2 separate regions of the Homo sapiens genome follow, and region 1 is linked to region 2. The links are chromatin loops, found by intact Hi-C in ENCODE. Cell type or tissue: dorsolateral prefrontal cortex. All regions are shown on one strand. Each heading gives the region's core, and the rest is flanking DNA. Links, peaks and the distances in the headings are about the cores only. Region 1 overlaps LOC101930053 (a long non-coding RNA gene). Region 2 holds the start of LOC107987043 (a long non-coding RNA gene).

What was found. Peaks named below come from ENCODE experiments on the same cell type or tissue, not always from the same donor. Only the 100,000 strongest peaks of a DNase experiment are listed, where the experiment ranks them.
Region 1: it touches region 2 in a loop (2.1-fold over the local background); 2 of 110 quality-filtered maps call a loop at or near these places.

What each region holds. Positions count from the first base shown.
Region 1 is chr9:2,412,101-2,417,480 of GRCh38, forward strand. The region is part of intron 5 of LOC101930053 (a long non-coding RNA gene); the gene reads right to left. The region is part of intron 2 of LOC105375956 (a long non-coding RNA gene); the gene reads left to right. Among named protein-coding and RNA genes, the nearest start is that of VLDLR, 210 kb to the right of the region's middle. In dorsolateral prefrontal cortex, for the core only: no CTCF peak of the experiment used is centred there; no DNase peak of the experiment used is centred there; H3K27ac peaks cover 382 bases.
Region 2 is chr9:2,238,623-2,244,002 of GRCh38, forward strand. LOC107987043 (a long non-coding RNA gene) reads right to left here and starts at 3,997. Exons shown (of 5, transcript XR_007061395.1): 1 at 3,805-3,997. RefSeq lists enhancers at 2,314-4,211, 2,505-3,379. In dorsolateral prefrontal cortex, for the core only: CTCF peaks have their summits at 3,333 and 3,533; DNase peaks (open chromatin) are centred at 3,009, 3,439 and 3,910; H3K4me3 peaks cover 2,313 bases; H3K27ac peaks cover 1,971 bases.

The DNA of each region.
Region 1 (5,380 bases), core at 210-5,209, 170 kb after region 2:
CCCATTGGAAAAAGGAAGACAAAGGGCATTTCTTTCAGTGGTAACCTGCTACTGCATTTCCTGTAAACACTAAATATTCTCCTCTGTTAGCCTATGAGAAATGGTGCTAGGTGGGAGAAGAGGCAAGGGTTTTCTTGTTTGTTTGTCTCTTAGCTCAAAAGAATCAGGGGAGAAATCTCTTCTAATTACAGAGTTATGTGCTTTGGAAGGACTTTTTTATTCATTAAGTCTGCCCACTGCCTATAAGTAATCTATCTTGGAAAAGATGTTTTATTCTTAGAAGTATGAAACCATTTTTGGTCTCTGAAGCAAGATGATTGGATCCACCAATAGAAAGTCATATTCTCTTGGTCAGATAAATATTTTATGCATTTTATTTTTCAAATAAGTAGAGCAGTCATGTTATTTACTATCTAAGCATAGAGACATTTGATCATGAAAGAGGGCACTGTTACCATTTATACTAGGACAACTAGCATAAAATGGTATTTTCCTGGGCAAACTATATGAACACCTTACAAATAAGGCCACTTATGAATGTAACTTTCATAACATGTAATCAAGTCATTAAGTCCCTTATTCTGAGAAGAGCCAGCTGACCAGGAGACCAAAAGGCCAAGAGAAAGAATGTCATCCTCAATTAAGCATTTCAGTGAGTAAATCATGATTCCATTAGTTGATTGTTACTAAACTTTCTTAAGACATGCCCTTAGTGAAACCTTTTACACCAGCGTACAAATGCATGGACTATTTGCCTGAACTAGAAGGTCCTTCCCCGTCAGCAACCCCTGACTATAAGACCCAGACTAAATGTTATTTCCTCTGAAATGGCTTCTTCACCATTCCTGGATGTGGCTCGTCTGTGATAACTAGGTTTCCCCAGCACAGTGTAAACACTTCTACAGTAGTACTTTTCACATTATATTATAATTCTTCATTTATGTCTGTCTTCCCTCATGCGCTGTTCAAGGGTAAAAACTGTGTCTTATTTATTTTTGTGTCTTTCTAAGAAAAGCTTTTTTTACTCAGTGTAATTGTTCAATACATTACTGAAAGAATGAATGCAGAGAACTACTTATTTAGAAAAAGAAGTTTATGCTAACAAGGCCTTCCCAGCTTGAGCTTGAGATAGAAGGAATAAAAAGAATGAACTGATTTACCAGCTGTTTCCTGATTCATAAGGAAAGAAATATGGAGTAATTCTGAGGTGGGAGGCAGGGGAGAAACAAAGCATAGTTCATTTTAATTACATTTGGCTGTGGTACCGTTTCAGGATAGAACTCACAAAGCTGTAACTGCTAGGAGCTGTGTATGTATTGCTTAAGGGAAAACAAGATGATGTACTAATCTTTAAGATATTTTAAAAAGACTCTTTTGTGGTACATTGTCTAGAAGTGAATGTAGGTTATATCCCCTCCAGTGGTAACTACAGAAATTAGAGATGCTGAGAAATCATGTGGTCAACCCTCCCAGCATCGTACGCACAACGTCACCTGAGCCATGTTTATGTAGCTCCTGTGACTTCCCAGGAGTGTGCAGAGCTCCTAGCAGAGCAAAGAAGGCTGCTTTGGAAATCTAAAGCAGACACTTGGCTCCTACTGCTAGATGGCCTTGGTGAGGCATTGGGAATTGACAGATGTTAAATTGGCAGCACAATTCTCCAACCTGGGAGTTAAGGCTAAAGCCTGAAGTATTGAGAAGCCATATATATTTATGTAGAGAGGAGGGACCTCTCTTGAGCCAAAAGGAAGTGGGTGGGTAGGGGTTCTGTTTACTTTATTAAGCTGTTTTGCAGGATTTGGGGAACCAATTTCATTGAAGCATGTGTCAGGACAGGGCAGTCATTCTCAGAGTCAAGTAGTACTGTCAATAAATAATCGCATGGGGCCTGAGACTGGTGGGATTACTTTAGGTTCTAATTCTGGACTGACACATGAATAGTTAGAAGCATGAAATACCCATGTTTCTCCCCAGGACTAGAGTTTTCATAGCTCTAGGATATAAGGAGGAGTTCTGGTGACTACAGGAGGCGGTGACAGAAAGAGATACATAGAAACAGCAACATACATTTCTCCCTACACTGAGTCTGTCTCAGCCTCTACCATTCTTTCACTCTATTCCTTCAAAAGTATGTTCTAAGCCCATAGTACTGTGCTTAGCAGTGCAACATTAATGGTAAAGAAAGCATTGGCTCTCAAGATCTCCTGGCCTAGTGGGGAAGGCAGCCACATAAACAGATCACCATCATTCACCATGATATGTAGGCTATTGGAAATGTGTATAGGAGGTTATGAAAATATAATGGAAGGAGTTGCTGATTCTGTGTGGTTATAATCAGGAAGAACTAGAGTTTAGGGAAGGCATCACATATGGCTCCCCATTATAAAACCCAACCCTCTTGGCGTGGTATTCTGGCCCTTCAATGTGTGTCCCTGCCAGTTGAAATCTCACCACCCACCATGCCTGACACCAACTCTGCTCCATCCAGAGTCTGCCTGAATCTCAGCTTTGTCCTCTTTGTTCCCTGGCTGGAATGTTGCATTTTTCTCTACTGACCTAATCTTATCTGTTAAAAGTCAGCTCAAGTCCTACCTCCTCCGTAAGTCCTCTTCTGAGTATTCTAGCCCATAGTGAATTGCCCATTCTTGACTCATTGTTTGGAATTCTACCTTGACACTAGATTTTATCTTGCATTGTGACATCTCTTATATTGCTATATAGTGCTTCTAGTATTGATTTAATACACACATGTTTCTCTTCTCCCAAACTAAACTTAAAGACATTCAATGGCAGAATGCATTATCTAATATTCCGTATATACCAGTGATCCCCAAACTTTTTGGCATCAGAGACTGGTTTCGTGGAAGACAATTTTTCCATGGACCAGTGAGGTGGGATGGGATGGCTTCGGGATGAAACTGTTCCACCTCAGATCATCAGGTATTAGATTCTCATAAGAAGCACGCAGCCTGGATTCCCTGCCTGGGCAGTTTACAATAGGATTCCCACTCCTATGAGAATCTAATGCAGTGGCTGATCTTACAGGAGGCAGAGCTCAGGTGGTAATGCTTGCTGGCTCCCTGCTCACCTCCTGATCTGTGGCGTGGCTCCTAACAGGCCACCAACAGGTACCTGTCTGTGGCCCAGGGGTTGGGGACTCCTGATATAGGCCTTAGTAGAGTGTAGGGCACAGTACTCAGTAGATACCTGTTGAGTAAATGAACATAAGAATTTTGTTACTTGGGAGAGATTCAGGATAAAATTGTCTCTCTCTCTCTTTTTTTTTTTTTTGCATCCAGATTCAATATGGAGTGTGAAACCTCTTCCTGTGGCTACGAATTTGGGTAACATTAATTTTTCTTTAAGACTATCCATGCATTCCTCCATCTACCAAATATTTACCTAAGAGTTTACTATTAACCACTACTTGGTGCCGAGAAACAGGTGAATTTGCCAAGAGGTGGAGTTCTCTGGAAGTAATTTTTCCCCAAACTTCTTTTTTTTCTTTTGTTTTGAGGCAGTGTCACCCTTTTGCCCAGGCTAGAACGCAGTGGCGTGATGGGAATGCAACCTCTGCCTCCTGGGTTCAAGCGATTCTCCTGCCTCAGCCTCCCGCATAGCTGGAGATTACAGGCATGCACCACCATGCCCTGTTAATTTTTGTATTTTTAGTAGAGATGGGGTTTCACCATGCTGCCCAGGCTGGTCTTGAACTCTCAGCCTCAAGTAGTCTGCCTGCCTCGGCCTCCCAAAGTGCTGGAATTACAGACGTGAGCCACTACGCCTGGACTGCCCTCAAAATTCTGAAGGCATTGCCCAATTATTTCTATTAGTTTGGCGCAAAAGTCACTGTGGCTTTTACCACTAAAAGTAATGGTAAAAGCCACAGTGACTTTTGTACCAACCTAATAACTTTCACTGTGACCGAAGTCAAATGCTATTTCTGGTTCTTGATATTTTATGTGAGTCCTCTTTTCTTCCTAATTGATCCTCAAAGTTTTGGGGATCCTCTATGTGTCGCTGGTATCAATGACTCTCTACCTTGGTGGTTTTTTTGTTGTTGTTTTCATTACGGTAAAATACAGATGAAATAATTTACCATCTTAACCAGTTTTAAGTGTACAGTTCAGTGGCATTAAGTACATTCACACAGGTATGCTGTTAATTTTAAATTCACAGTTTTAAGCACTTAGTGGGACCTTTCAAACTGGAGATGTATATTCTTATTTAATAATTTCATCCTCTATTTTCTCTCTTTTCTCTTTCTGGAATTTCTATTAAACAGATGTTTGATCTTCTGCACTACACATCTAACTTTATGTCCTTCCTATCATCTCTCTAATCATTTGTTCTACTTTCTGGGGTTTCTTTAACGTTTTCTTTCAGTTATTTACTGAGTGTTTTATTTCTATATTTTACTTCTCTGTTTTTCTTGCTTTGAATGTATTTTAAAAATAGCATCCCATTATTGTTTCATTGATGTAAAATGTTATATTATTCTCCAAGAACAGTAATCACATTTTTTGAAATTTTCTTATAGGCCCTTTCTTTCTTCCAAGTACCTTTTGCCTTTTTTTTGTTTGTTTAGTTTGGGGTCTCTCATTTTAGAAAAGTTTTCCTTAACTATTAGCCATCCCTGGCTATCTCTTTTTGGCTAAGAATCTGTCACTACGAAGCTGAATGGATGATCTATGTACATTGGACAGGGATGGTTTGATTAGTTAGAAACCAATAATTTTCTTGGCGAATTGCTTGCAAATATCCGTGGGTTTTCTGTTAAGTCAGGATGTCAGCCATCTGAAAACCCAGCGGCATAGGAACAGAAGTGGGGATCTCACCGTTTACAAGGTAGGCTTTTATTTAATTACTGTGTTTTTTAGCACAGCATTCCACTATCTCCTTTGCCTCATGTGCTTAACTCTGGGAGCTCTCAGGTTCATATTCCCAGTAAACCTCTCACCTCCTCTAAGCATGATGTAGGGAAGGCATCAGGCACCACCCTCTTCTTATATAGATTTTCGACTAATCATTCCCCACCTCAATGTCTTCTAAGGATCCCAGTGCCCCTCATTTCTGAGACTTTCCATATTTTTGCAGCTTAATCAGCTTCTCTCCTCTTCAATCTTTCTCCCCTATGCTAAGTAGGTTGCCATGTGTGTATTACTTTGTATCTCCAAATTTTTTTGAAATCTATCATCTACTTTCATGTTCTATTCCCATTTCCTTCATAATTTATGTTTTTTATTATCTATTATTTTGGAGATTTTCTGGATGGAGTTGACATTCACCTGTGTCTTTATCTGCTGTATTTAACTGGCAGTCCTTTTCCTTATATTGGCCTTTAGCTTTCCCCTACAGACTCTCCTGAAAGTTCCCCTCA
Region 2 (5,380 bases), core at 263-5,262:
AGAGAAAGAGAAAGAGAGAAATAGTAATTAGTTTTTGGAGACAAATGTCCAATACAAATATGGAAAGCTGCACACCTCCTCAGTTTTCTGGTAATCGTAATAAAAACAAAGTCACCAGATGGGCAAAAGCTAAAAAGATGAAAATATCAAGTTTGGAGAGGATGTAGAATAACAGAATCTCTCATACTCTCTGTTAGGGCAAGTGGGGCTGTAAATTGGATCAACTACTTTGGAAAAACAGTTTGGCATTGTCTAGTAAAAGTGAAGATGTACATAACCCTATACCCCAGCAATTGTACTCCTAGAGATTTCCCCTGGACAAATTTGATTTCATATATCAGGAGACATAAATAAAAATGCTCATAGCAACACTGTTTGTAATATTCCCAGTGGCAACAATGCAAATGTTTGTCAGGTATGTAATTAATAAATAACTGTGATATGTTTACAAATGGACTATCATACAGCAATAACATGGATAACCTACTTCTATACATAATAACATGGATGACTCCCACAAATGTAATGTTGAGTAAAGACACAAAATCCTCCTTCCTTTCACACAAATGTTAAAACAGATGAAACTAAGCAACATGTGTAGGGATACATACATCAGTGATAAAACTGTAAAGCAAAGCAAGGAAATGATGGTCAAGAATGTTAGCAGAGTAGTTAGGGAAGAGCAAGGTGGTTTTATCATTAAGGAGAGGAATGCAGTGGGTTAGAGAGGGCACCCGGGCTACTGATAATATTCATTTCCCAACCCTGGTAGTAAACACATACGTAACGTTCACTTTATAGTTGTTTGTAATACACTTTAATGAAGTTTTCTGGATGTATATTTCACAAAAAAAATTGATTTCTAAACTTGCTATTTTCTGTATGACTTGTGTATTAATGTATTAATTGAAGTTAAGCAAGAACAAAAAATATTTTCTGAAGCCTGTAAAATGGAGAGAAATGCTCAAGAATATGTTTTGGAAGGTACCAGCAACAGGGCAGCTCCAGGGTTCACAACCCTTGGAACCCTGTCCTTAGGGTGTAGTTACGGGATAATTTGTTCAACCTCTTATATCCTGGGTCTCTCTATTGAAAATCCCAGTTCCTGGAAGAGAGAATAGGATTGGCCTGGTCATATTCCCTATTGGTCACATGTCCTGATTTACCAGAGCCATGTGGAGTCAGAGAGGGGTCATTCTTCAAAGGCCAGGGAATGAGAGGGAAGGAAGACTGCATGGATGAAAATAACCTCCAATCTGGACACTGTCAAAGCCAACAGACAGAAAACACCAAGATCCAAGAAGGCATGCAGGTAAGAAACACTGACAAAGCCAAGATTGTTCTTGAAGAATTCATCCCACAGAAGGGCAGCAGTTCACTTGCTGCATTCTGTTGACCTTTGGATTCCAGGACTGGAGTACATAACTAATGTAAAAGAGTGAACAATGACATATGGATGACACTCTTCCCACGGTGCCTTAACTCGCCATATTCCCTCTGTCTGGGAAATGTGTGCCAACCCCAAATGTCACTCTGATCATCTCTCCTGTTCAGAAAACTAGACTTTGATCATCCTTTATGATCTCTTCTCTTGTGAACTTTATGGTGGTCAAAGTCACAGCAAGGTCGATTAAGAAAGGCCAAGAATCAGTGCTCCTGTTTGCTGGGACCAGGAGGCAGAGGACTAGCCTGTCATTCACAGGTCTTCTTTAGGGGAGGGGGCAGGGCTTGTAAATTGGGGAAGTGGGTGGGGTGGTGGGAAGCAGGAAATATTGCCAGGCCGGCAGGAATCCTGACCCTCTTGGTAACTCATCCTGTACCAAGCAACCAAGATAATTTTTTAAAGTACAGACTTGTGTGTGGAAATATATCCTTCCCACAGCTCAACCTCAGCTTTGAAATGATTCTCAACAGAAACACACACAGGTAAACAGTAACTTTCTGAAGCACAATGAGTGGCCTCTGCTACAGAGACCAGTTTGGAGACTGCCACATAATACAATTTAAATTAAGCATGAGTATCTTTTTTTTTTTTTTTTTGAGACAGAGTCTTGCTCTGTCACCCAGACTGGAGTGCAGTGGCGCGATCTCGGCTCACTGCAACCTCCACCTCGCGGGTTCACACCATTCTCCTGCCTCAGCCTCCCAGGTAGCTGGGACTACAGGTGCATGCCACCACGCCCCGCTAATTTTTGTATTTTTAGTAGAGATGGGGTTTCGCCATGTTGGCCAGGCTGGTCTCGAACTGCTGACCTCAGGTGATCCACCCGCCTCTGCCTTCCAAAGTGCTGGGATTACAGGTGTGAGCCACCGCACCAGGCCGCATGAATATCTTTATTCATGAGCCTGGATCCCTAAGAATGAGGGTGCCTCTGACTATTCTTAATTCGTTCAGCAGTCACATTCATCGCACAACACCCAAAGACATATTTGGTCTGCAGTTCGCACCTATTCCTCTGGAGCTTTGAACAGTTAATAAACATTAGCTCGTTAGCATTAATTAAAAGGCATCTTATTACAGCAGGATCCAGAGTTACCACCTAGCCACTCTAAAAACCAGCGGTCGGCTTGACTTCCAGCAAAGCCTCTTTTATCGATGGCTTCTGTGGGTGTAGTTAACCTCCGCCGTCCCCCGTCTGATCTCATTATTTCAGATCCTCGCATCCTGGCTGGCTTTGCCTTCTCTCTCTCCTCGATCCTCCCTTTACATAAATGCGATTGTTTCGTTGCTTCCTTCCTCGGAGCCCGGGTTTTGTCCGGGCTTGGCTCGGTTTGCGCGTTTAAGAACGAGCGCCTAGGCCTCCGGGCAAGGGTCTAGAGCTCCCGCAGCCCTTCACTGGGTGACCTCCTCCTGTCGGGGCCATTTGTCTTCAGGGCCTCTCTTTGAGGCTCTGAACAGGACGCTCCAAGTGGGGCCCGAGCGCTTGGCAGACAAGCCCCTGGATTGTTGCTAGAGACCCTCAGGTCGCCTTGGGGCGGAGCGCGCCTTTCATGAATCCGGGAGCCTGGGATGCGCATGGCGAGGAGGGGGGAAACGTGCTGGGGAGAAGGCAGGCCTTGATGTACGCCCTGGTGGACAAAAGCTGCTAGTGTCAGCTTGATTTGCAAGATCAACATTCATGAGTTTCACCGCTTAGAAAGGGGCATTATCTGCAAACCGGAGACTGAATGGAAGCCATAAACAAGTGATTTCACACTACCAAGCAGGAAGAATATTCTACCTCCTCAATTATTCTGAACAGCATGTTTGGCCCCTTCCAGGTTCCCACCGCTAGCGAGCCCTCCACCCCTGGTGTGTGCAAACGGTGGACCTTTCGGCGCCTAAGAAACCGGGTGCTGAGCCCGGGAGCAGCGCCTGCTTTTCTTCCCAAGATCCACTCCGGGTTTTGCCTAGCGCTGCTCCGGGAACCCATTCCAGACGCAGGTAACGCCAGGCAACGTTTTCCTTCTCACCCGCCCAAGGCCAGCCCCGAGCCGCCGGGGTTCCAGGCCCAACACAGCACAGATGCACGTTTCAAAATGTGCTCGAATATGCAGCCTGCATCAAAGGCGTTGGGAGGCTCTTTCATCCTCTCAGCTGCCTAAGAAGGGACATGCTCCCAGCTACCCTCATTTGTGGCTGGGTTTACTCTGAAATGAAGATGTACCTCTGGATGCAAAAAGAAAGGGTGGAAGGTTTTTTTCCCCCTACTTCTTGCACCCGATTTCTCATTTTGCCTCGCCCTCATCCTCATCCTTTGTGTATGCCAGGCTGTGTTAACCCTTTGAGAACCCCCGTGGCTTGCTCTTTTCTTTCTTCCTTACGGTTGTCATCCGGTTTGTAGCCTGACTTCTTCGGCCTGTCACGTACCCCTTTCCTTTTCCTGGAAGTGGTTTTGTTGTAGGACAGCCACAGGTGGACGGCTGGACCTTACCAAGCTTTGAAGGGCGAGGACCGGGCGAAGGCAAAACCTGGGAAGGCTCTGGCTGCCGCCAGAGGACCGGGCGGAGCAACCACAGTCACTGTGGTTATCATGTCCAGCCTCCTGGGACCTCCACTTAGCTTGGCTGTCACCCTGACCCCCGCCCGCACCTCCCCAGCTGCTGATCTCGGGGAGGCAGCCCTCCCTGAGGTGCTGAGGGCAGGACCCTGGCGAGCAGAAGTGAAGGGTTTAAGAGCCATCTCCCTACTAGAATGGTGCCCTGATGTTTAATGGCAAATTACCCAGCAAGCACCTATTTTTAAAACTTTCACCCCTTTTCCTTGGGAACCCCCCACTGTTATGGAAAATTTAAGCCTTTAAAGAAAACACGTGTGAGTGTGTGTATGTGTGTGTGTGCGCGCGCATGAGCATGAGAGAGAGAGAGAGAGAAAGAGATAGCTGTCGAGGTAAGTTGAGAGATGGAGGGGAGGGGAAGGATTTCAGCATCATGACGTAGTATAGGAGGAAGCTTTGTTCCTGGAGGATTGATTTTGTGAGGGAGGGCAGAACCAGACAACAAGGAACATTTAGATAATACGTCTGTACTCCGTAAAGGTGAGGGTCTACAACAGTCATCTAAGGCAGTGACAGACATGGGTCTGCACACTGAAACCGCAGGGTGTCAACAAGGCACAGAAAAGAATGCAATGTAGGGCGCAGTCCTTTGGCTGGGCTAGGCGTGAAGCATTCCTGAGAAAGGTCTACACTATGAAGCCAGCTCACTGTAGACTTGGGACTCACTGATCAGCCTTGGCTCTCTGTGGAGACTCAGGTGTTTGCTAAATGAACATAAGATACTGCAGAGAAGGCTGCTAGTCTCCAAAGCTCATGGAAAGCGTTTCTTCCTGACCAACTGCAAAAGAGTGGATGTATACTGTGCTAACCTTTGTGAGGAAAAGGAAAAATGGGAGAAATACATGTACCTGCATATCTTTCAAAAAAATAGAAATATAGGAGGAATAAACCAGTAAAGAATGAAGTGAGATGAAGCAGGTCACCTAACAAGAAGGTGGGAAACAGGGTGGAAGGAATATGAGAGGGAGAAACACTTCTATGGTATAGCTCTTTGTATTATTTTTGATTTTTGGAAGTTTATTAATGTTCTATTTATTTAAAAGATTAAACCAAAAAGTATGGGAAGGGAGAAAAAACTAAAAACCAAACTGAAAAAAATAAACTCAACTGTATTTCAAATGAATAACCACACTGAAAGGGGGAAAAAGAAATCTGAGTAGTTTATGAATACCCATTAGACCATATTCCATTAGACTTAGGTAGCGTGGGAGTCAGGAAGGACTTAAACACTAAACTCTTTTTACTGGGTTTGTTTTTGTACAGCATGGACACAGAAGGATTCTGAAATGATTTTAGATATTTCGTGGTATTGAGCAAATCAGTAAACACATTGTTGTTGAGAT